Linked DNA regions of Mus musculus: regions 2 and 3 are each linked to region 1. Evidence: chromatin loops called from intact Hi-C (ENCODE). Cell type or tissue: heart. All regions are shown on one strand. Each heading gives the region's core, and the rest is flanking DNA. Links, peaks and the distances in the headings are about the cores only.

Region 1 (8,220 bases), core at 1,526-5,525:
TCTGTTGAATATAAATTACCCAAATCTCATACATTTCGTAGCAGCAACACAAAAGGACCAAGACAGGCATTTATAGTCAGTGCACTGATACTGCAATTCCGGTTTAGAGTGTCATGAGTGTTTTGTACAGAATGCTTCCAGAGGTGACAATGCCAACCTGTTGTCAGTTTTGTTTATTATGTGGACTCTTCTCAAATGAGCCCTGAGGTAAGCACTGTGGCTTTGAACCTGGGGAGCCCCACATGGTGGCTCTTGCTTCTTTAACTCCTCTGTGGTGGCATCTGACAAATAGGGTAAATCTGCACTTTCCCACAGTGAGCCCTGACCTGAGGGCTATGAGGTTCCAGGGATTAGCTGAGGAGGTGGCAGAGAGTGGTTGGCAGAGGATGAGGGAGGGAAGGGTGAGAGAGGAGAGTGGAAGGTGTGAGAGATCAGGCTCAAACAGCATAGAGGGAATAGCTCTTTGATACTTGTTCCAAAAGCCCAGGGATGGTGGATTTTCTTTGCTTGAATCCTGGGTGTTGCAACCCATCTTCCCACCTCTCTGGTCAGTTACGTTGTAACTCCCTTGCTTCTTGGCCCATTTTCTTTGCCCATCCCTTTTAGACCCCCAAGACCAAGCATAAAGAATGCTCCAGCTCCAGGGATGTGACCTCCCCAATGTGTCTTCCACCACGTTTCTTATCATTATGCTTCTAAGAAGGAAGAGGGTGCCTGAGTTGCCCAGGAACTGGCCTGACATCTTTGGGACACCATAGTTGCCCTTTCCAGCACCACAAACACTGCCAACAGTGAGGAACTTTCCTGGTTAGTTTGAGATTAATTTATGTCCCACAGCCAAAGAGTGTGTTGCATCCTCAGCAAAGAGCCCTCACCCTACAGTTGTGGTGGAAAGCTAAGGACAATGGTAATAGCCAGTGTGGTTGTAGAGACTTCTGGAGCCTTCATGCCGGTCACTCCTCAGGAGTATCTCATGCCTGGCACTGTGATTTTGGTTGATAAACCACATCTTCTGGGAGTAGCACTGTCTGCCTCAAAGGGTAATTCCCGTCAAAGTTTTTCAAAGTTATATTTTGAAATGAGCTTGCTAACCAGAGGGTTTTTATAAGACATTTTTCATACATCCTTAGTTTTGGGTAACCCACGGTCATGGCTTCAGCTGTCAATCAGATACAAAGAGACACCTGGGAAGTAGGAACCTCAACTGAGAAACTTACTAGACTACACTGGCCTATGGCAATATCTGAGAGGCATTTTTTTTAATTGCTAATTGACTAGGAAGGCCCAGCACTCTGTGGGTGGTGCCATACTTGGGCAGGTGGGCCTGGGCTGTGTAAAAAAGGCAGAGGAATGTGAGCCTGGAAATAAGCCAGTGAGCAGCATTCCCCACTGGCTTCTGTTTTAAGCTCCTGCCTTGAAACTTTTCTTTATACTGTACTGTAACCTGTTAGCCAAATAAATCCTCTCCTCTCCTCTCCTCTCCTCTCCTCTTTCTTTCCCTTCTTCCTGTTCTTTTTCCTCCTCCCCTTCCTCTTCCTCCCCCCACCCCCATCTCTCTCTCAGACAGTGTCTCACTGTGTACTTCTGGTTAAACTGGAACTTACTAAGTAATCCAGGCTGGGTTTGAACTCTCAGAGATCCACCTGCCTCTGCTCTGCCCCTGTTCCTGCCCCTGCCCCTGCCCCTGCCCCTGCCCCTGCCTCTGCCTCTTGCGTCTGACTCAATGCTGCAACAGGAGCCTTCTGCACATGTTTATTGGGAGAGCTTGATTGCAGAGGCGTGTCTTACACCCGGATTGGTTATGCATTCTACCTTATTTGCATGTTCCTCATCTGATTGGTTATTCTCTCTCGGTACCTCACAGAACCTCATTAACATACCTCATTTGCATGTCTCACATCTGATTGGTTATTCTCTCAGTACCTCACAGAACCTCATTATCATGCCCGGGCCAGGCAGTATCTTGGCAAAAAACTTTACTGCATATGTACACATTGGTTGTTTGCCCAAACTTATGCGTGGTGGCCAGCAGTAGCCAGCGTCACTCTGCAACGGCACATGTGGCTTCCCACACCTGCCACTGCCCCTGCCCCTGCCCCTGCCCCGCCTCTGCTTCCCAAGGGCTGAGCTTAAAGTTGAATACAAGGACCTCCGTGCCCTATTTTAGTTACTTTCCTGTTGCTGTGATAAAACACTGCATCCAAAGCAACTTTTCAAAGGATTAATGTGGGCCCACACTTCTGGAGGGATAAGCGTCTGTCCATCCCCATCACTGTGTGGAGGCATGTCAGCAGGCAGACACAGTGGCTGGAACAGCAAGCTGTGACCTCACAGCTTGACACAAAGCAGAGAGCAACTAGCAAAGTACAGCTCCAGTGGCGTATGTCCCCCAAGAGGCCACATTTCCTAACGGTGTCACCAACTACAAAGGAAATATTCAAATGCAAAAGCCTGTGTAGGGGGGAACATTCTCCTACCCTCCACCCCCCCCAAAACAATGGTAACTCAATCGCTGTGCAGCAACTAAAATCCTAGTCTGTAAGCCTTATTAAATCTAAATCCTCCTGTGGCGAATCCTGACGGATCGACCATTGAAACCGGGAGACACTAGTAATTACATCTGTCCTCGCGCTATTCCCATCCAAAAAGCTGTGGGGAGCATTCTTACTCAAACCATCACATTCCATTCTTTGGCTCTCATGGGGTCATGAACATATTGTAATACAAAATTTATTTATCTAAACTTTACAGTCTTTCACAGTCTTAACACTGTTTAAAAGTCCAAAGCTTATTCTGAGATGCCAGGCAGTCTCTAAATTATTTGTAACCCTCTGCAAAATCAGAAAGCAAATTACATACTTCCAACTTAGAATGCCATTCTAAGAGGGAGAAATGGGGCCACAGTGAGGGAATACTGGACTAGAGCAAGACCAGATGCCAGCAGGGCAAACACCAAATCCTATGGCCCCACACTCAGTGTAGAAGGGCTTAGACGGCTCTCTCCACCCAACTGTACTGTCTAGAACATACTTCTACTTCGTATATGCAGTTTTTCTTAGCAGCCTTCAGCTTTGGCACCTCCAACATCTTGGGGCCTCCAGTGCAATCCAGGCTTCACATTCACAGCGGGGAGTAGCCGGAGTTTCAGCATAAGGACTTGGGCATGGTCTGGCAGACTTTGTTCAAGGTCTATTCTAACAATGAGGTGTTGAGCCAAAAGTTGGCCTTCCCACAGGAACAAGAGAAGGACATTTTCTCCCTTCTGGGAACCCATTTTGCTGACTGGAAATTTGCTCCAGGGTAGTTTCGAGCACACATGGCTGACATGCCCTGGGTCACAATGGCAGCAAAGCCCTTCTACCGGGGGCTGGGTTTGTTTCCTCTAATCATGTCTAACCTTTGACATTACAAGAAATTGCTATCTACAGTGTTCACACGTGAGAACATGCAGTTGTGCCACGATATCCCCCTTTCAAAACTACCCAAACAAACAAAAAGCCAATCTCATAATCTTGCGAGAAACTTTGGGATTTCGTACTGGGCCACGTTCCTCGTTTTCCTTCACTGCGTGCAGACAGCTTCCGTGGAACTCTCTTCTACATCGGGACTGAACCAGAGTGCCACTAGGTGGCGCTAGAGGATTGCCTGGGCCAGTCAGGGACTGGTCGGTTGTTAATACCAGTGTGCCGACCTACAATCCTTGCTTCGGTTTTTCAGCTTTTTTCCAACTGGACACTTTTGTCTCTCATTTTCTGAAGACCATGAAGAGTTTGTGCAGTAAAGTTGGCAAGGGATTCTGGAGACTTCGGTCTAGTCTCAAAGCTTTTGCTTAGTGTCAGTGCCAGGAAGGGCAGTCTGTAATACAGTCAAAATGGCTTGGCCTTCCCGACGCCCAGGGTCTCCTTTGGATACTTGCTCAGGCTTTTAGCTATCCAAGAAGGCAGGGTTCTCAGAGACTCCGTGTTATCGCCCATCACCAGTCATAGTTAGTGGATTTGTCTGCAGCCTTCTTTCGTTCCCTTGAACGGTCTTGATGGAACCTCACCTCATTGTCTCCTGCTATGATCATACAGGCTCTGTATTAGCATCCCAATGGAGCCCGGCCTGGCGGCTAACTTATGAATATTAACTTTATCAGCCCAGCTGTGTGCTAAAGACCAGATTGAGACCTGTCACGTGTGCAGCAGGCAGTTAGGATTATATATCTACTTTTCCATGTTAGGTCAAAAGCCTCAACGGGTCCTTAATGAAGGTGGTGGAAAATACTGAATAAACAACCCTCCTCTGGGTTGTACTTGAGACAGGTCAGACATGGGAAAGGGACATGCATTTGGTGGTGCCACCCATTAGCCACCCATGGAGGCAAAGGGTGTTCTCTGCGGGAGAGGGCATAGTCATTATTCCAGGTTCCCTATGTGAAGTTCCTGAGTGAGTATGTGGGGATAATGCAGCTCCGAGAGAGAACCCTGCATGTAGAGAGCAGTAAGGGGCTGGGGCAGGAGAAGCCAAGAGGGAGGCGAGAGCAGAGCTACCTGGAGGCAGAGAAGCCAGTGTTTGAGTAAAGGCTGGGTGCACAGAAAGGAAAGGTCACCAAGGGTGTCATATGAGCCGCATATGGTGTCCAATCACAGTGGAAAGCTGGGGGGGGGGGGGTAGGAGGAGCCATGAAGTATATAGACTACGAAGGCAACCCAGAGTCCTTCCTAAGTTACCCACATAAAGGTTTAATTACAGGATGATCACAGCTCAATGTGTCTGAGGTTGCCAGAATTCTTGATCTATTAGGAAGTAAAACAAAATGGTCGCTCTGTGTGTGTGTGTGTGTGTGTGCACGCGCTTTGTAAGTCTAGGGATCAAATTTAGACCAGTTTTTGAGATTATGTGCCAGGACCAGTCATAGAGGTCAGAATTCCATCATTTAGGTGCTTCTGAAAGCAGGTGACCTCGCTGATTGACAGGGCCAGTCAGTAAGTCTCACCATACTGACACAACTGAGGTGTGCTCTAAGCTGAGCATCCCTTTCCCCTTTGTGTTAGACAGGCCAGATTGAAATCATGTGCAAGTCTACACATGGAGACCGTGGGAGTCAGGAAGGCCAGGTTACCCTGACCATTCATTGTTTTACTGCACAGCCAAAATCTTTGTCAGCTGGGGTAGACTTAAACTTAAAGGAGAAACTTCTCAAACCCAAACTAGCTAGGAATCACTCAGTCATTAAATACAGCTAGGTGCATGCGCCAATCTGACCTGCTCCAGGGTGGCAGCCAATACTGGGACCAGCAAGGTGGTTGAGAGCGAAGACAGAAGACATCCTTACAACATGCATGGATCCAACCTGAACAAGGCACTACTGTCAGTCATATCCCATGTGGGGGTGCTCCTAGGATGGTGAGGTGACTCCTGTGGACCTATGGCCGTTCTCCTCCTCTGAATCTGCCACAGACTAGCCTCAGCCAGTGTCTTTCAGTTGCAAATGAGCCTTCAGTAAGGCCTCCAGCAAGGCACACCTTAGCTCATAGGTTTTGGTCTCACTGGAGCACAACCCTAACATGAAGCCTTCATGCCCATGGCTGGATCAACAACCAATCTCCAGGATAAAGAGGCCAAGGGAGTCAAGGAGAGAGTTCTCTATGGGGCATCAAGGTGTGGCAGGAGCAATGGGGTGAGTAAAGGCTTGAGAGTAGAAGTATTTTCCAGACCAGAATACATATATATTGAAAAGATTCATTAAAAATTAATGCAAGGGAAGACAGAGATATAGGGGACATTTTCTTGCTTTTGGTTGGTTGGTTGGTTTTTCTGAGACAAGGTTTCTCCATGTAGTCTTGGCTGTCCTGGAACTCATAGACCAGGCTGGACTCAAACTCACAGAGATCCACCTCTCTCTGCCTCCCAAGTGCTGGGATTAAAGGCTTATGCTGCTACTTCCAGACTTGGGGATAAATTCTTAGAGAATCCCTCCTTAAAAGGGACTGGGAATAAATTTATACAGTGAAGAATAAATATTTTGTCTTCATAATAATACACGGCGGAAGCATCTAGAACCTGGTGATTCTGAGCTTCTGTGTTCACTAAGTGCTTCCCTGGAGGTTTTAGGAAGAAGATGTTTTGATCGTGTCTAAAGCTAGTTACACCGTTTATAAATGCTACCTGAAGTGCTTCTGGTGCAACTGGAGTTTAGGGGCAAAAGCACATTTTGGCAGCTGCAACTGGCTTAGCCTAGTCACTCATCTCAACACCAACTAAAGAGACAAGCAACAGTGTAAAGCAGAGAAAAACTTAATCCATACCGTGGGAAGAGACGCAGATAAATGGGTCAGTCACCCCACATTTGCCTCCCAAGTATGAACATGAAATTTAGGCTTAAACAGAGGAGAAATTGAAATAGGGTTAAAGTTTATACATAATTAGGGGCTGGAGAGCCGGCGCAGTGGTTAAAAGTACTTGCCGCACTTCCCGAGGACTTGGGTTCAATTCTAGCACCCACATCGTAGCTCAGAACTCTCTGTAACTCCAATTCCAAGAATTCGATGACATCTTCTAGACTCTATGGGCACCAAGTACGTATGTGTACACATACATACATGCAGGAAAATAGTCATACACATTAAAAATTAAGCCAAGCGTGGTGGCGTACGCCTTTAATCTCAGCACTCGGGAGGCAAAGGCAGGCGAATTTCTGAGTTTGAGGCCAGCTTGGTTCTCAGAGTGAGTTCCAGGACAGCCAGGGCTACAAAAAAAAAAAAAGCATAATTAAGTAGTCTTGGTCGATGTGTGGTTTGGTTATTTATTTATCTCAGCCTTTGTCCTACAAGGTAGTTCTGAAGGAGCTGCAATCTCTGTCACTTGAGGAAAGCAAGCCTGTTCCTTTGAGATGACTCTTGCTCCAGGCTGCAGCCTCACCCCAGTGGATAACTATCTTCATCTTGGAGGTGGGGTGTCTGCCTCCCTAGGTTTTGTTGTTCCTGGGACCCAAGGAGACACAGGTTTAGAACAATTACTTCCCTTTGTGCCTTTAGCTTGGAAGGCAGCGGAGACAGTGGAGGTAGGCAGACACACCTTTGTAACTCTGTAACATTTTTGTAACCTTTGTAATTTTGTAACGCAGGTGTAGAGCCAAGCAGAAATCCGACCCGAGGTAAAGGAAAGAACTCAAAATGAAGGCCGTGACCCCAGGCTTGCTTTCTGCTTTTGGTTGCTTTGTGCTCAAGTGATGAGCTGATGCTTTTTGGTGAAAGCAATTTTTAATTGCCTGTAATATCAAAACAAGAACAGAAGATACAGTTTGGCCTTGACCCGGAGTCAAACTACGACATCTTTTGAGAAGGCCTGCAGGCTTGGGGTCATTCAAGAAGCTGCAAGAACAATTTAGCAAGATAAACTCATTTCCTTCTTCCCACATGCATCAGTCCAAGCAGAAAGCCTACGGGGAGGACGGTGTTTCTAAGGGCGACTGGATTCAGTGAAGTGCAGATCATCAGCTCCAAACTGCTTCCTGGATGGGGTTCCGTAAGGCATAATCGGGGATAAATTGCATCCTCTCACCACTTGCCACTCTTACTTTTCCAGCCTTATCCTGTTATGTTCCGAATACAGAATACATGCGAGGACAAAATAGATCCTTGCAACTTTTCCTTCAAGCTGAACATCCTGCTAAAAGTAGCAGCTGTTTCTACAGTAGCCTCAGGGGATGAGTGCCTGACCTCGGTTTCCCATAGGGGAACTGGATGGTCTGCAATTTTAATTGAACCACAAGAGATTTTAAAGGACCCATGAAACCAACTAAATGATATCAGTTTCTGAGAATCTTCTTATCCTTAACATTAGGGACTATGGGGGGGGGTACTTAAAACACTTCAGAATGTATGATATGGAAATATTTCTAGCTATTTTCAGTCCTCAGATGTGATTCACTCTGTCCCTTAGCAACATGGTGTTTCAAGCTGGCCAGATACTAGGCTGGTACAGGTCACTCTGCTTCCAGGAATTTTCTTTACAGAGCATGTCCCCTTTGGGGTTCACAGGAATAATGTAATATAGAGAGGATCCTCCTGTGTACCTGCCTTCCTCTTCAGGGGAGCCTTTGTCTCCCACCGGAGGATGAGGCAGGAATCAAGTCAGCAAGGCCCTGGGGAACAACCGAAAGTCGCTGCAAAAGAGGCCCTTTCCACCAAGGGGAAGAAGCACACCTCTCTCACTTCCTTTTTTGATACCAGCAAG
Region 2 (8,220 bases), core at 2,066-6,065, 90 kb after region 1:
TCAGAATGAAGGCAAAGGACCAGGCTTTTTAGTTATGTTTATAGTTAGCTTGTTGGTTCGAGTGGGGAGCTTCTGTGTGTCTCTTACAACACCACTTACAGCCAAGAGCAATCGGAGAGGGCACCAGCCTGAATAACAGGCAGGGACATTCTCCAAAGACCTTCTGTCTGAAACTGCAGATCGGGAAATGATGGATGTGGGCAAGGAAATTGAAACAAAGGGAAGGTTTTAAAGCCAGAATGGTGACAGGGGGTCGGGGGGCAGTTATATTGTGGTGTTATTAGGCCCTAGGTTTGAGCCCCAGCATTGAAAAAGAAAAAGAACAAAATGGACCGATGGTTCCTTAGATGCAGGCTTCACTGATCTTGGAGAGTGTGGTAGTTTGAAAGAAAATGGCCGCCATAGGCTCATAGGGAGTGTAGTCATGGCCCAGCTGGTGAAAGTTTGTCACTGGGGATGGGCTTTGAGGTTTCAAATGCTCAAGCCTAGACCAGTGTGGCTCTCTCTTCCTGCTGCCTGCCAATCTGGATGTAGAACTCTCAGCTACCTCTCCAGCACCATGTGTGCCTGCATGTCACCCTGCTTCCCACCATGGTGACAATGGACTAAATCTCTAAACTGTAGGCCAGCCTCGGTTAAATGTTTTCCTTTATAAGAGTTGCTGCAGTCACGGAACTTTGCAGCAATAGAACACTGAACTAAGACAGGGGTCAAAGGCAGGAGGGTAGCATCACAATGAGATGCTATTTGTGGGCAATTATTCTCCTCAGAGCATCACCTTTCAATTGTTGCAGCTTTACAGAACTGTTAGAGGTGATCGTTGTTACAGAAACCTGTGCATATTCATGAGGCTAGTAGTTCATGAGATTCATGTAGAACCCTCTTCTGAGTAGTTCTTGACAGATGACCTATCATTCCAGTGTGTCTGAGGAGAATAAGTTCATCTTGATGTCACTGAGTTTTCTCAAGGGAAAACAAGGCAACCTAGTGGCACTCAAGACGGAAGGACCATGATACAAGAGGATGTATGGAAGGGCCTTAGGGCTTCTGGACCAACTGGCCATGCAGTGCCTGCTAGCTTCAAAACCAGTGTTGCCTTGGAAACCATTCCCAAAGGCTGTGCTTACTCAGCAGTGCTTTATGAGACTGTGAACCGACAAAACTGCTTTGAACCAGATCTCTATAGAAACACACTGATCTTCAAAATCCTGGCTTCACAGAAAGCTCAATGACTGACCTATCAGAAGCCATAAAAAGGTTCATATGGAGCTTTAGATAAGGGGGTTCTCCAACAGATCACCCCACATTTGCTCTTACTTTGAATTTCGGAGGAAATGGGACTTGGGTCCACTTCTCAGCTCAGGGCCATGTTAACTCATCCGTCCATAAATCCTGTGTGACTAAGTCTACCAAGAAAAAAAAAAAAGCACCGCTTCATTTAAGATTTCCCACACATGGCAACCCTTGGTCTTGCAGAGCCCTTGCCTCTCCCTGCGATGCTTATTGTTTTATTTGTTGGTTGTTTGCTGTAGTGTCCCCCACGTGCCCAGCACTGAACTGATCCCTAGGTCTTTGCCTGTGTTGGAGACCTGGGTTTTCTTGTCAAGGTGTCTCACTTGCAGCACAGGAGTTGCAACACTGTCTCTGTATGTGTAGACTATTGGCTTGTCCTTGGTGGATTTTGTTAGAACTGGCAACAGTGTGTTGATAGTCTAACAGAGAGGAAGGAAGTGTTCGAGCCATAGAAAGAACAAAGAACAGATTACAGAGGGATACTCACAGAACCCTGTGTACTTCACAAGAGAAACACTAGGCCTGCGGGATGTCTCAGAGGGTAAAGGCCCTCGCCACCAAACCCGACAGCCTGAATTTGATGCCTGGGGCCCACTTGGTGGCTGAAGAGAGTCAATTCCCAAGTCTTCTGACTCTCACATGTGTGTGGTGGTATGCACACCTATGTGTACCCAAATACACAATAATTAAAAAAAAACCTTTTTTAAATACAAAAACATTTCCATACTTTGCTCCTTTGAGCAACTGTCACAACAGTTGTCCTTTCAAATTGATGCTGAGAACATCTTCTCATGGTGAAATGTATATTTATGCCTGGAGAGATGGCTCAGCAGTTGACTCCAGTTCCAAAGGGATCTGACACCTCTTTCTTCCAGGCATACCTGTACATATATACAGACAGGCACATACCTAATTATAATTCAAATAAAACAAATCTCAAGAATTATATATTTGAATCTCTTTCCAGATAAAATATCCTTTTAAGCATCCTTCCTAGGACATGGTTTACAGACAAAGTATTTGCTTGGCATGAGTGAGGTCCTCAGTTCTAGTCTCAGTACTTCAAAAATATATATAGAAAAAAATATAGTCAATCATTAAGTAAGCATCATCCAGCTTAGACACCAATCAACTTATGGTTCATCTTCTGTTGCCCCCTCCTCCCCCTTCTCCCTCCTCTCTTGCGCGCGCTCGACTGGCCAGGAAGAACGACGCTGCAACAGGATCCTTCTGCACACGTTTATTGGGAGAGCTTGATTGTAGAGGCGAAAAGACTTCGAGCCCAGAACTAGTGCTGCTTTTATAGGCCTAGGAGGGGCGTGTCTCACACCCGGATTGGTTATGCACTAAGCCTCATTTGCATGTTCCTCATCTGATTGGCTACTCTCTCTCAGTACCTTACAGAACCTCATTATCATACCTCATTTGCATGTCTCACATCTGATTGGTTATACTCTCAGTACCTTACAGAACCTCATTATCATACCTCATTTGCATGTCTCACATCTGATTGGTTATACTCTCAGTACCTTACAGAACCTCATTATCATGCCTGGGCCAGGCAGTGTCTTTGCAAAAAACTTTACTGCATATGTACACATTGGTTGTTTGTCCAATCTTATGCGTGGTGGCCAGCAGTAGTCAGTGCCACTCTGCAACGGCACATGTGGCTTCCCACACTCCTCCCTCTCTTCCTCCCCCATTCTCCTCTCTTTCTCCTCCTCCTCCCTTCTTCCCCCCTCCTCCTCTCTCTCCTTCCCCCCTCCTCTCTTTCTCCCCCCATCTTCCATTTCTGTAGATCAAATCTAGAACCTCATACATGATAGGTAAGTGCTGTACTGCTGAGCTACATTTGACCAGAGTGTGGGGTCCTTAGATGGAGGCTGGCCTTCCCACACAAGCAAGGAGAGAGAGATTCCCCCTTCCTACTTTGCAGATTAGACATGATCTCATGGAAGCCCCCTTTTTAAAAAAGGTTTTAAAAGTTGTTACTGTATATTTGGGTACACGTGGGTGCCCATGCCAACACACACACACACACACACACACACACACACACAAACACACGAGTCAGAGGACGTGGGAATTAGTTCTCTCTTGTCACCAAGTGGGCCCCAGGTATCAAACTCGAGCTGTCAGGTTTGGCGGCAAGCTCCTTTACCCTCTGGGCCATCTCACAGGCCTAGTGTTTCTCTTGCAAAGCACACAAGATGCTGTGAGTATCCCTCTGTGATCTGTTCTTTGTTCTTTCTATGGCCCTGAAACTTCCTTCTTATCTGTTAGACTATCATGGGAATTTGGGCATTCTTGGTGGACCACAGTCAGAGGAAGTTGTCCTTGGATTTGGCCTGCTCCACTCTGAGAGACTGCAGCACACAGACACTAGATGGCGCGCTAGGACCTCTTGCGATGCACTGGGCGTGACAGTTGCCGCAGAAGCATCCCGTGCTCACTGTTTCTCTCTTTCCACTTCCATCCGACCCTTCTCGCTCTCAGGGTCTCTTATAGACATTGAAGGCCATGCCTAATAAAGTGGGAAGAGGGTCTCAGAGTCACTGGCGTGATATTTGAAGTTTTTGTTTAAAGTTTGAAGAGGGTTGTCTTATAAAATGTGCATCCAGGCTGGTCTGAGTCTGGAGTTCCCTGTGTTATCCCCACAACCTGTTACAGTAGTGGCTTTTAAAATGGATTTGGCGGATCCTTCCCCCCCATCACTTTCTATGTCCGTGGTTTGATATGATCAGTGAGGTTCCAAATCAGGCAACCAGAGGAGCTTGGCTCCGCTGTAGCTCGATTACAGGTATGAACCCATTAACCCGTCTACACTAAAGATCAGTCTCAGGGTTGCTTATGTGTGCAGCAGGTGGTGGGGACGACACAGACCATCTTGTCATGTTAGGCCAAAAGTCACAGTGTGTCTTCTGAATTCCTGAAAGAAAATATAGGGATCCTGGCTAAATGACCACATCGGATTGTATTTGGGACACAGAGGGGACCTGTAACCAGATGGTACCAACGTCCCCCTTAGCCATCTCATGAAGGGAAGGAAGTCCTCTGAGGAGAATTGTCTCCTCAGTCCCATATATGAAATTCTAAAGTGGATATGTGAGGAGGGGAGTGAGAGAGGGAGATGGAGATGTTAAGGGGGAGGAAGTGGGAGCAGAATTGCCAGGTGGAGGTGTAGATTGTGTGGAGACGCTCAAAGGTGAGTGGGTGCTTGAGTGTGCATCAAAATGGCATCTGGGGTTAAGGTTATGGAGACAGACAGGCTAGTGGACAAGTCTAGAGGGGCATATGACATCCTTCTCACAGCTAAGAGGTCACAGTGCCTTGCATGTGGGGATCCTCAGAGTCGATTTTTAAAATTATGCTGAAAGAATAATTGGAGGGCATGGTTACAGCTTACTGTGCTGTGATGAGATGGCATCTCAGAGTGGATATAAAGGAGCATTCTTGTTAGAAAGGAAAATAAATGCTTTTTTGAGAGTCTAAGGGTCAGGTTTAAACAAGCATTTGACATCCCAGGAATGAAGGAAAGGGAACAGAAGGTGCAAGCCCATTGTGCAGGCGCTACCAGAAGCACAGGATTTACCTAGAAAAGGTCTTTCTAAAATCTATTAGCAGATTGTAAGCGACGGACTGGAACCCAGTGGAAGACATAAAGCACCCAGATCAAGATGAAAATGACATTCAGTAGAAGTAGTCACCAGGAGAGGGGTCAACTTTAATAGTAGCTCCTCCCAGAACATGTGCCGAAAATTATCATCTCATGAGAGGTCAAGGTGGTAAGCCAACCTTCATAGCATTTTCAGTTTTAAATAACATTTACTGTGATGCAATTATTGGCCAACTTTCTTTTCTTCTTTCATTCCTTTTTTTAAAAACTTTTATTGAGGAAGCTGGAGAGATGGCTCAGTGGTTAAGAGCATTCACTGCTCTTCTGAAGGTCCTGAGTTCAAACTCCAGCAACCACATGGTGGCTCACAACTATCCGTAACGAGATCTGGTGCCCTCTTCTGAGGTGTCTGAAGACAGCTACAGTGTACTTACATCTAATAAATAAATAAATCTTTAATAAAAAAAAAACCTTTTATTGATTCTTTGTGAGGTTCCCATCATGCACCCCAGTCCCACTCAGCTCCCAGTTCCCTCATATCTGCCCTTCACTCTTGCAACCTCCCCCCCAATAACACCTAAACAACCCCAAAGAATAGAAAAGATCTCCCCATGCAAGCTGCAGTGTGTCATAGTGTGTCCCACTCTGTCCACACATCTTCACTTGCAAATGTTCACTGCAATGAGTCATTGGCCTGGTTCGAGGTCCCTGGCTTCTGTGACACCATCAATATCGGATCCTCACCTGGACACCTCCCAGTTATCCTGTTGTCGCCCCATGTTGTGAAGATCCTGCAGCTCTGAATCATCGAGACTGGCCCTTTCATGTGTCCCAACCGTTTGTAGATGATATAGATTCTGGGATGGGCCAACTCAGAGCCCTGGCTCTGGGCCTGGGTGGTAGCTGAGCTGGTCAGTTCACCAGCTTCCCCTTTCTCTGCACCGCCAGAGCCAGTTGTCCAGCACTGCTCCAGCTCAGGACGGCTTAGGCGATCCAAGGTAATTTGTGGCTTATACATGGATTTTAGGATTTTTTTTTTTTCAGTTTCTGTAAATAATGCCATTGGTACCTTGATAGAGATTGCACCAACTCTCTGGATTACGGATAAGGATTCTCAGATGCCCTCCTTTCACATTTGTATCCCTGGTGTTTGTTTCTCTTAAAGCTTTAGCTAAGACTGTTCAAGCATTGTCTTGAATAAGGGTGGAGAAAAGAGACACCCTTGTCTCGCTCCTGATTGTTGTCTAAGCACTTGTAATTTCCTCCCAGTTACTGTAAGGCTGGCTGTGTTGCTGTGTGTTATGTAAGCCCTAGTAAGGGCTTATCTCATGAAGAGATAGTAGATTTTTGTTAAAAAGTCTTTCCATCATTTATGTGACTCATATGCACATTACATTATTTCTTTTAGCTCTCTCTGAGTTTTTAAAATATAGGCTTTTGTAAGTATGAACTTCCTTATAAGACTGCAGGGTTATTATTATTATTTTAATCCTCAAGTTTGAATGTGCTGTGTTTTTGTTTTCATTCAATTCTAGAAATATGTATAACTTTAATTTTTGGATAAGCCATTCATCATTTAATAGTTTCTGGTTTGATGTCCACAGGCCAGTGCACATTCTGCAGCTTTTCTCCTGCTGCATATTTCTGGCTTGATTCCATTGCACTCAGTGGGCTCATTGAAAAGAATGGGAGCCCTGTATTTTTGGATGGAATGTTCTATAGATGACAGTTAGGTCCTTTTAACCTCTGATGCCATTTAACTCCAACACTTTTCTGTTTCTTGTTGTTGTTGTTGTTGTGATGACCTATTTATTGCGACGAGTGTGATGCTGAAGTCAGCAACTCTAACTACATTGGGGTTAATCTGTTTTAATAGCTGCTATATGAAAGTGAGTATAGCCATGCCCAGTATACACGTGTTTAGAACTGTTAGTGCACTCCCGGTGACTCTTTCCCTTAGTCGGCGTGAAGTGGTCGGTGTGTTTGGTGTTCTGTGTGCCTCTTGTCCTCAGAAGAGTCGGTGTGAAGTGGTCGGTGTGTTTGGCGTTCTGTGTGCCTCTTGTACTCAGACAAGTCTCTCTTTCCCTAGGTCTGGGAAACTCTGTAACTCTGTGGAGTCAGGCTATGATCAGGGATTCCTGGGCCTGCTTGTGGCTATGATCAGGGATCCCTGGGCCTGCTTGTGAAGATTTCCCAGAGGGAGGCTGGCCCATTTTCTGGTCTCTTATTAATGGTCTCTCCTTCATATCAAGAGAGTCCAAAGGGATCTCAGGAATTAAACAGGGAGATAAAGATTACGTCAAAAACCTGAAGTCATGAATGCAAACCAGGCCATTCGGAAACGCAAACAAAGCGAGTGTTCTGCCAGCAAAGCAAACTTTCTTGTCACATAATCAAACAATTACTTAGCAAATGACAAGCCTTCTGAGTGTACCTGGTTTCCCCAAGACTTTAAAAACTTATTATCCTTTGAACATTTCCATACACATATGTTAACACACACATATGTAGTCCTTTGGTCAAATTGCCCCCATTTTCTCATCTTACAAAAATATCCTCTTCTTTTTTTTCATGCTTGTGTGTGTGTGTGTGTGTGTGTGTGTGTGTGTGTGTGTGTGTGTGTGTGTGTGTGTATGAGAGAGAGACTATATTTAATTAACGTTGACTGCAGGAGCTTGGGGATTATTTACTTGAGCAAGGGCAACTTACCAGAGGCAACACCACTAAAGAATACCATCCCCACCACACCACTTCCACTCCAGCAACCATCAGCTGCCCGAAGCTCATCTGGGGTTCAGGTGGGGCCATATGTGTATCCTTACATTATGTTGTTGAACGTTGATGGTCCAGAATGTGTGCAGGAGGCCGCTGCTGCAAGTTTACGAGCATGACATGTCTAGAAGGCAGCATTCCACAGCTCTCTTCCTATCTTCTGCCTCTTACATTCTTTCCACCCATTTCCCTGATGTCTACTGAGCCGTGGAGGGGAGCATCCAACAGTCACCCAGTCATGGCACTTCTGCCAGTCCTGAGTTGAACTGCTGACTGCTGCCCCTGCTAGCAGAGGCTTCTTTGACCAAGGCTGAGAGCAACATTACTTGGCCTGATTGTTGGGGCTCTTCAGGACTCTGTCAGATTCCCTGAAAGGTTCTCTTAGGTGCACACACACACACACACAGACACACACACACACACACACACACACACACACACACACAGATTCTGCCTTTGATTACAGCTGCAGTCCTACACAGTGGAACCTCTAATCTGGCCATACCTCTGTGAATTCCCTTTGGCTTCTTTTCAAGATT
Region 3 (8,220 bases), core at 2,066-6,065, 280 kb after region 1:
TATCCTACAAACTCCAGCAATAGCTGGGCATGGTGGGCTGTGCCTTTAATCCCAGCACTGGGGAAGCAGAAACAGGCAGGCTTCTGTAAATCTGAAAACAGCCTGTTTTATATAGAAAATTCCAGGTCGGCCAGAGAAACAAACAAAACTCGAGTAATAAAATCAGTTCCCTTGACTGAGAAGCAGATCCCATCTACAAAGTGAGAGAGAGAGAGAGAGAGAGAGAGACAGAGACAGAGACAGAGACAGAGTCAGAGACAGAGACAGAGACAGAGACAGAGACAGAGACAGAGACAGAGACAGAGACAGAGACAGACAGAGAGAGAGTCCATGCACACAAGGTGGGAAAACACAGGACCAGGGACAGACAAGCCAATCTGCTTCCAGAAACTCACCCAGGTGGCAGCCAGCGAGGCAGCCTACAGGGCAGCTGTCCTGGTGCTTGGCCCTTCTGCTCTGCCATGCTGTGTGTAGGACGTTACAAGATCAAACCTTGGAACTAGCCTTGGTGGCTCACAGTCTCAGCACTTGTGAAGCAGGAGGATCATAAATTCGAGACCAGCCTGTGCTACACACCAAGACCTTCAGAGAGAGAGAGAGCAGAATCAGAGAATAAATTATTAGATAAGGAAATGATACTAAATAGTTTGTGAGGATATGGGGCTACTTCGAAGCAGCTGACTACAATTTGCCTTGTGCTCTAGCAGAGGCAGGTTTTTGCCAGCTGCAGATAGTTTCTGTGATTGTGTGATGTTTGTACTGGGAACTTTGCAGAGGGTATATAAAGGCTAGGATCGTGAAAGGTGGGCTGGTGTTTGTTGGTCATTGGGGGGGGGCGTTGGTTATGGTTTGTTAGTAGGCGTGCTCAAAGATGAAAGAAGAAGAAAGAAATTAGATTCGGAGATCTCTCTCCCCCTCTATCCTTTCTCTCCAGTTTCTTTAGGTTGTGACTGGAGACTCTAGACTGGATGCTGCCCTGCCCTCCCACAGAGTTTCTAGCTCTGACTTCTGGGTGCTGGAGTTTCTCATCTGGAGATGTGAGTTCACGCTAGTGTTCTGTATTGTTGGTCACACATCCTGCTCCCACTCTTTCTCAGAACCTGGCTGCTGGCTTGCAATATGAAGCTTCTCCATCCACAGAAGGCTATAGTGAGAAACCAGCCACACTTGTGACCCAAGGACTCTGATTCTTCTTTTCAGTGCCCCCAGGGAGCTGGGGCTGGGGCCATGAACTCTCCTCAGAACCCCTGTTATGCTATTTGTCAGTCTGTCTTATCTCAAGGTCCAAATCGTGTGGGTTGTGGTTGCCTCCACACTGTGGCTTGTGCCACGTGCACTTACCGGCTTGGTAGCATTCCCCTGTCAGTCATATTTCGAAAAGGAAATGAAGACACAGCCCTTGGGGACTGCCCTATACTCTCCCCACTTCCAGCTCTCTAACCTAGGCTTCTTTTGTTTCTTCTTCATTGATATATGATGTTCCCTTCATTGTTAGAACTGAGATATTCCACTATATTTCATGTGAGAGTGGACTTTCTGTCCCCTTCTTCCTAGTTCCACCCTTTGGCAACACATATCATGCTCTTTTCCCCTCATGTATCCAGGCCGGCCTGGAGTCATCATGCCCCTTTGCCCTCTGGAGTGATGAGATTCCAGGTGTGTGCCGCCCTTCCTGCCTTCACCTTCCCCTTCAGTTCAACCTCCACGGACTCAGAGACAATCACCTGCACAGCAGCCGACTTGCAAGAGTCACCCAAACTCTGGGCCATCTGGGCTAAGCTTCCCACTGTATCCATCTACTTCCTGTCCCTGCAGAAAGGGACCAGAGAGATGGCTCAGTGGGGAGAGCGCTTTCTGTCCAAATGTAAGGACCTGTGTTAGGATTCCCAGAACCCATGCCTAGAGATTGGAGGCAGAGCCGGGAGAATTCACAAAAGGCCCTGAGCCGGCCTACCTGGTGTGCACAACCACGGAAAAGAGACCTCTGTCACAGACAGGGTGGAAAACAAGGGCTGCTGCCCAAGGTGCTCCTCTGAACTGCATATACTACATATATCACACATGCACCTGCACTTGCAAATGTGATCACATGGCCTGCTTATACCCTGCCCCCCCCACACACACACACACTAAAAGTAAATGATAATAGGGGCTGGAGGGATGGTTCAATGAGTAAGAGCACTGACTGCTCTTCCATAGGTCCTAAGTTCAAATCCCAGCAACTACATGGTGGCTCACAACCATCCATAATGAGATCTGATGTCCTCTTCTGGTGCATCTGAAGACAGCTACAGTGTACTTATGTATAATAATAAATAAATCTTTGGGCCCGAGCAAGCAGGGTTGACCCAAGTGAGCAGAGATACTAAATTCAATTTTAACAACCACATGAAGGCTCACGACCATCTGTACAGCTACAGTGTGCTCATATACATAAAATAAATAAATAAATCTTTAAAAAAATAAATGATAATAAATAAATAAAACGTGGTTTAAAAACACCTGAGACTTGTGGATTTAAAAGTTCCAGTCCAACCGGGCGATGGTGGCGCACACCTTTAATCCCAGCACTTGGGAGGCAGAGGTAGGCGGATTTCTGAGTTCGAGGCCAGCTTGGTCTACAAAGTGAGTTCCAGGACAGCCAGGGCTACACAGAGAAACCCTGGCTCAAAAAACAAACAAACAAAAAAAAAAAAAACAAAGTTCCAGTCCCTGGGTGGTTAGCACTGGGGTCTGAGGTGAGACAGTGCCACGTGGTGGAACATGTGGTAGAGCAAACTTGCAGTGTGCAATAGAAAAGAGCCAAGGTCTCACCACTTCCTTTGAAGTCACTCAGCCAGTGACCAGAAGTCCTCCTGCTAGGCCTCGCCTCCCAAACTTCCCAGCACCTCTTAAGAAGACAAAGCTTCTAACACCGGGGCAACCACAGCTCCTGTGTGTCCGCAGGGCCACGGGGTAGCTTCTATTCTGTAACTGACTGTGCTTTGAACACCCGTGGTGCACTTAGGTGACTTTGTGGAGGTGGGCTCAAACAAAGAGGTTTTCCACTTCCATCCGCATATGACAACCTTAAACATGTGACACCTCTCAGGGGGTTGGGGGGTCAGTGGGGAGCATGATTGCCTAGCCAAATTCATTTTTAAGGTTCATTTCTACTGTTTTTAACTCTGTGTGTGTGTGTGCGCACGCGCTCATGTGAGTGGGGTGCCCACACACCCAAAGACAGCAGACTCCCTGTGGAACAGGCAGTTGTGAGACCCCTGATGTGGGTTCTGGGAACCATGCTGAGGTCCTCTGGAAGAGTGCTGAACACCCGGGTCATCTCACTAGCCCTAAACCAAAGTTTTTTGTTGGGAAAAAAAAAATGTATAGCATTTAAGAACAGATGGACAAGCCGGATGTAGTGGCTCATGCAAGCAATCCTAGCACTCAGTGGGCCAAGGCAGGAGCATCACCATGGTTCAAAGCTAGCCTGGGCTACATAGAGTTTCAGACCAGCCTGGGCTACTCAAACAAGAAAGCTTATGAGCAACCAGTAAAGGGAGAAAATGCGCCCCCCCCCCTACTTTGGAGTATGCCACTAGTGCCCCCTGCTGGTAGATTTTGCTTGTTAAGAGGCTCTACTTTTTTTTTAATTAAATAAATTTGTTCTTGGACAATTTGACACACAATAGGTAATGCGCAATGACATTGTCGCCCCCTATGCTATCCCATCTCTCTATTGCCTTCTTTGCACATCCCCCTCTTCCTTAAAAATACCTTTCTCGTGCTCCTGTGTTCGTTTTGTGACCCGCTGAGTCACAAACCAAGGCTGTGCCATTCTGGGTTTGGAGCTACCTGTGGGAGCCTGGTGGGCTCGGCAGTTGGTTCACAACTAAATATGGTGGTTCTTCCTCTCCAGTAGCTCAGCAGTAAAGGGTGGAGCCCGTGAGTCCCTTCTTTCATGAGGCCTCTTTGGCATGGTGGGTCTTATGCAGGCCCTCTGTAGGTAACTGCAGTTGTGAGACACAGTAGTTTTATTGTATTTACAGTGAGACCTTCACAGCCACTCACCCCATCTCTCCTCTGGCTCTCCCCTCCATCCAGAGACACCTTCTACAGTGTTCTGATGAGGTGGGGCAGGGCAAGATGCAAAACAACAACAACAAAACCACCAACAACAAAAACACTATCTTTCAAAATAGCCAAGGTCAAAATCTCTGCCTGATAAGAGCCAGGCTGCCTGTGATGGTCTTGGTTTCTGATTTTTTTTTTTTTTTTTTTTTTGGTGTGGATTTGAAAGGTCTATCTACAACACATCAGGGTCAGAAAATCATGCTGACAGCAGAATATTCTTAGTCTCAATTTGAGTTTTCTTTATTTCATGTGTTTGTTTGTTTGTTTGTCTCTTTGTTACAGGGTTTAACTTGACTCAAACTGACCTTGAACTCACCATAGTCTCCTGTCTCTCAGGTGCGTGGCAGTTTGTTTGTTCAGTTTTGTGGTCTGGGAAGGCTGTTTTGTTTATTTAAAAGTTTCGTTGCACTTATTGACTTGGGTGTGTTCGTGTGGTGTGCCTGTAGAGCTCAGAGGACAACTGGAGAGAACGTTTCTCCTACCCTGTGGATCCTCCAGTCATCAGTCTTGGCAGTAGGTGCCTTCATCCACTGAGCCTTGCCAGCCTCTTATTTTGCTGATTTTTTTTTTTTTTGAGGTATAATCTCAACTATATTCGCGTTCCCTACACTGTTTCTAAACCCCCGGACTCAAATGACCCTCCTGCCTCTGCTTACCAAGTAGCTGATACTACAGACACACAACACTAAATCCTGCTCTTAATCCAGGTTGGGGCTGTTTGCAACCTTCTGCTTCTAACTGACCGAGTGAGCGCCTAGCCATGGTGTTAGAAGGGCACAGCTAACTGGACCAGTCTCTAACAGCTTATGCCAGCCTCACTCAAGGCACAGACAGCCACCGGGCTCTTTCACTGGCCACGTGAGTCTGGAAACTTCACTATTTCCATGTTACAGACGGAAAGTTGGATGGTGCAAATATAAAGCAAATTTCCAAGATCACATAAGGAGTCAGAGGACGCGGCTAAGTTTAGAATGGAGCCCTCTGCTCTGCAGGTCAGCACATCATCTTGATTCTTTATCATCTCCTGGAGAAAAACAGGAACATGTGTGTGTGTGTGTGTGTGTGTGTGTGTGTGTGTGTGTGTGTGTGTGTGCAGGAGTCAACAAAGACAAATCTGTCTTTCTTTCTCAGAAGGAATCACATTTTGGTATGTTCCTTCCCTGAGAGGGGGGAGTGTGTGAGCTTCTGCTATTCAGTTTATTTCCTACTAACACTGTCTCCTATTTAGTTCCCTAATCTGCTGTATACACTGTAAATGGCTTTCGGTGCTCTTCTTGGTCCCTTTGTCTCTGCCCTCAGCCACTGTTTGTCCACCCTGAGGAGTGGAGCAGACCGCCATTCAGTTTCTTTCTGATCTTTGTCTTAGAGAATTTTCCCTCTGTAGGAAAGCACTTCATAAGGCTGAATCCTCCCCTTCCCCTTGGGGCTGGCTGTATCAAACAAGGGCCCGGAAGCTGCTTTTGTCTGAAGATCGGCCTCCTCACTTGCTTTTAGAAAGGAAAGGCCAGCACCTCTGCCTTCATTGTGCACCTGCCTTCTCACCTTTGCTTCGTGTGCTCGAGGGCAGGTACACCTGTTAATCACCCTAGAAAACAGGGATAGCTAACCCAGCTCAACTCCTTCCAACCTGAAGGCACAAAGATAAAGCTAGCCGACTCAATGACCACAATCCTGTTAGAGACGCTAGATGAAGGGCAGAGCCTTCCAGGACAGCCCACTCCCCATGTGAGGGCAATTAACCTCAAGGGTGGGGCAGCAGTGTGCAGCAGGAGCAACCACATCCTGAGAACTGAGGTGTCCCCAAGAAGTAAGGACTTCTTCTGACCCCTTTGCAGAGCCAAAAGTACAACAGGGATCATCGAGATGTCAGCTTTGACTAAAAAACACCAAGGCAGACTCGAGGCACAGGATCCCTTTGTCTATTCTTCCTGGCTGCTCATATGGATAAGGCCCTGATCCTGTCTGCTTTTTCCATTATTACATCTCTCATTTCAAGATGGCGGCTAAGCCTAACTCACTGGGGCTGGCCAGAGCTGGGGCTCCTGTCCTAAAATCTCATTTGTAGCCATGCAGCTCCCTGGGAGCTAAAGACTGCTTAAGAGAAGTTGCCCTTCTCAGAGACTGAGGTAAGCTACTGCAGGGGGTTTCTCTGTCTCTGGGGTTTCATCAACTTCAGAAGGCTCAAAGCTGAACAGCCTCCAGACCCTGTCCTGATGCTTGCTGCTTTCCCAGCCTGGGTAGTATCCACACACAGACTTGAAGCCACAGAAACACCCTCTCCTCCAGAGCCCACACTGTCGCATCTCTGAATGTAAGAGGGACAGGATGTAGTCATGTGTCCCTACTGTCTCCGACCAGCAGAAAAGAAGCGATGAAACTGACGTCCTTCTCAAGGCAGTTTATTCAGGAACTTCACAATGTGCAGGAAAATGAATGCCCCGACCTCTCTCGGCCATCCCCCTTTTTCCCCTCCAGTCCACTCCCCCTCAGCCCAGTCCACGTAGGCACAGTTCATTGGCTCAGGACTACATTCGTCACATCATCCGACCTTACGTCGTGGTGCATCTGCGCAATGCAGCTCAAGGTACATGGCTATCTTGAGGGATATGAGGAAGTCAGGTGCCAGTCATAAGACTTAGCAGCAGTCCCGGGCGCTATCTTGGGGCTGCGGCCACACCCACTCCTCACATCTCCCCCTTATTCTTTAAATTGGCAGAGAGAATGCCTGTCTTAGGTTGCCCCCCCCCCCCGCAACAATGCTCCTTACCCGTCATCAGGAGACAGACAACAGTGGTCTGATCCCTGTCTTAGGTTGGTAACACATCCAGGGAGTCTTACCCAACATTGACTACTTCCCTAGCATGCCAAGCCACACTTGAGGAGACTGTCCCATCTCCACAGCTGCAAAGGCTTGTATCAACAAAGCTTGATCCCTGCGATGGTGAAGTTGCATGCGGCAGATACACCAAAAGGCCAGGACACTGATGAGCACGCAGCACAGTGCCAATCCACCAATACCGACCCATTCCTTTAGGTATGACATAGCGGTGGCAATCCAATTTGCAAGTCCTTCAGCCATGGATACCTCCACCCGAGTGGAATTGATATGAACTATTCTAAAACCTCTCTTGGATCTAAACAAGTTCATAACTGAAGGGGTCTGCACGGGCCATAGTACAAATCTAGGCATTCTGGTCACAATAGCTAAAGAAAACATAGAAGCATTCCAACCAACACATACTATAAAAACAACTATCCTCCTTACACTCTACAACATCATCAAAATAACTACCATTATAAACTAAAAATACAAAAGGAGGCCAAATGCATACAGGCATGGCCTTAAAGAATACATTCTTCCCATAAGCAAATTAAATAACAGAAGACTCAAATAATACAGATCCATTCCAATAAAAGCTAGTATTTCCCCACGCCTCACCCATCAACATACTCAAAGAAGAAAGATCTGTACAACTCCCAATTTATCCCACACAACAGCCAAACATTAAAGGGATTGTTTGCCCCTCTCTGGGCTGGATTTTGATACGTCCAATTAAACCCTGAAAACGTTTGATTATGACTGGTACTAATATAAGGAGAAAAGGTAAAATATTTTTTCATGGCCCACGCAGCTTTCCTAGACTGGCAGCTGGTCCATGGGGGCAGCGAATCTCGAATACCCCTACAAAAGGGGGCCCATCGCAGATCTTCAGTCATCACTGCAGGCAGCATCATCACCCCCAGGAGCAGCTTCATCAGGGCACCCCCGTCCATCTTGAACTATCCTCGTCAATCGCTCTGGAACCCACAGCAGCTGGCGATGATCCTGTGTAAACACACAAACAGACCCTCTCACCCAGACCAACATAGGGTCGGGCCCATGCCATCGTCCACTCAGAACATCCTTCCACGTGACTGTGCCTTTGTAGGATGCCTCGGGATTGGCAAACCGTTCCGCAGCAGTCAAATCATTTTTATCTTTATTCAAAAAATTCAAGGTAAAGAGAGCAATGGCTAATCTCTCCCTAGGAGTTGCGCCAGAGGCTACTCCCCCTTTCTGTTTTATTAGACACTCTTTCAGAGTGTGATGGGCTCTTTCAATGA

Evidence for each region. A loop is a pair of places that touch in the nucleus more often than their neighbours do. Peaks named below come from ENCODE experiments on the same cell type or tissue, not always from the same donor. Only the 100,000 strongest peaks of a DNase experiment are listed, where the experiment ranks them.
Region 2: it touches region 1 in a loop (2.4-fold over the local background); 2 of 42 quality-filtered maps call a loop at or near these places.
Region 3: a loop joins it to region 1, with 4 times the contacts of the local background. A loop is called at or near these places in 8 of 42 quality-filtered maps.

What each region holds. Positions count from the first base shown.
Region 1 is chr11:61,100,867-61,109,086 of GRCm38, forward strand. No RefSeq gene overlaps it. Among named protein-coding and RNA genes, the nearest start is that of Tnfrsf13b, 22 kb to the right of the region's middle. In heart, for the core only: no CTCF peak of the experiment used is centred there; a DNase peak (open chromatin) is centred at 3,635; H3K27me3 peaks cover 1,011 bases.
Region 2 is chr11:61,189,900-61,198,119 of GRCm38, forward strand. Gm42080 (a long non-coding RNA gene) reads left to right here and starts at 5,800. Exons shown (of 3, transcript XR_879911.2): 1 at 5,800-5,907. In heart, for the core only: a CTCF peak has its summit at 3,682 (motif pointing right); a DNase peak (open chromatin) is centred at 3,712; H3K27me3 peaks cover 911 bases.
Region 3 is chr11:61,384,629-61,392,848 of GRCm38, forward strand. It overlaps Gm42081 (a long non-coding RNA gene), which reads right to left. Exons shown (of 2, transcript XR_879912.1): 2 at 6,500-7,942. Among named protein-coding and RNA genes, the nearest start is that of Gm42081, 9.1 kb to the right of the region's middle. In heart, for the core only: a CTCF peak has its summit at 3,600 (motif pointing left); no DNase peak of the experiment used is centred there.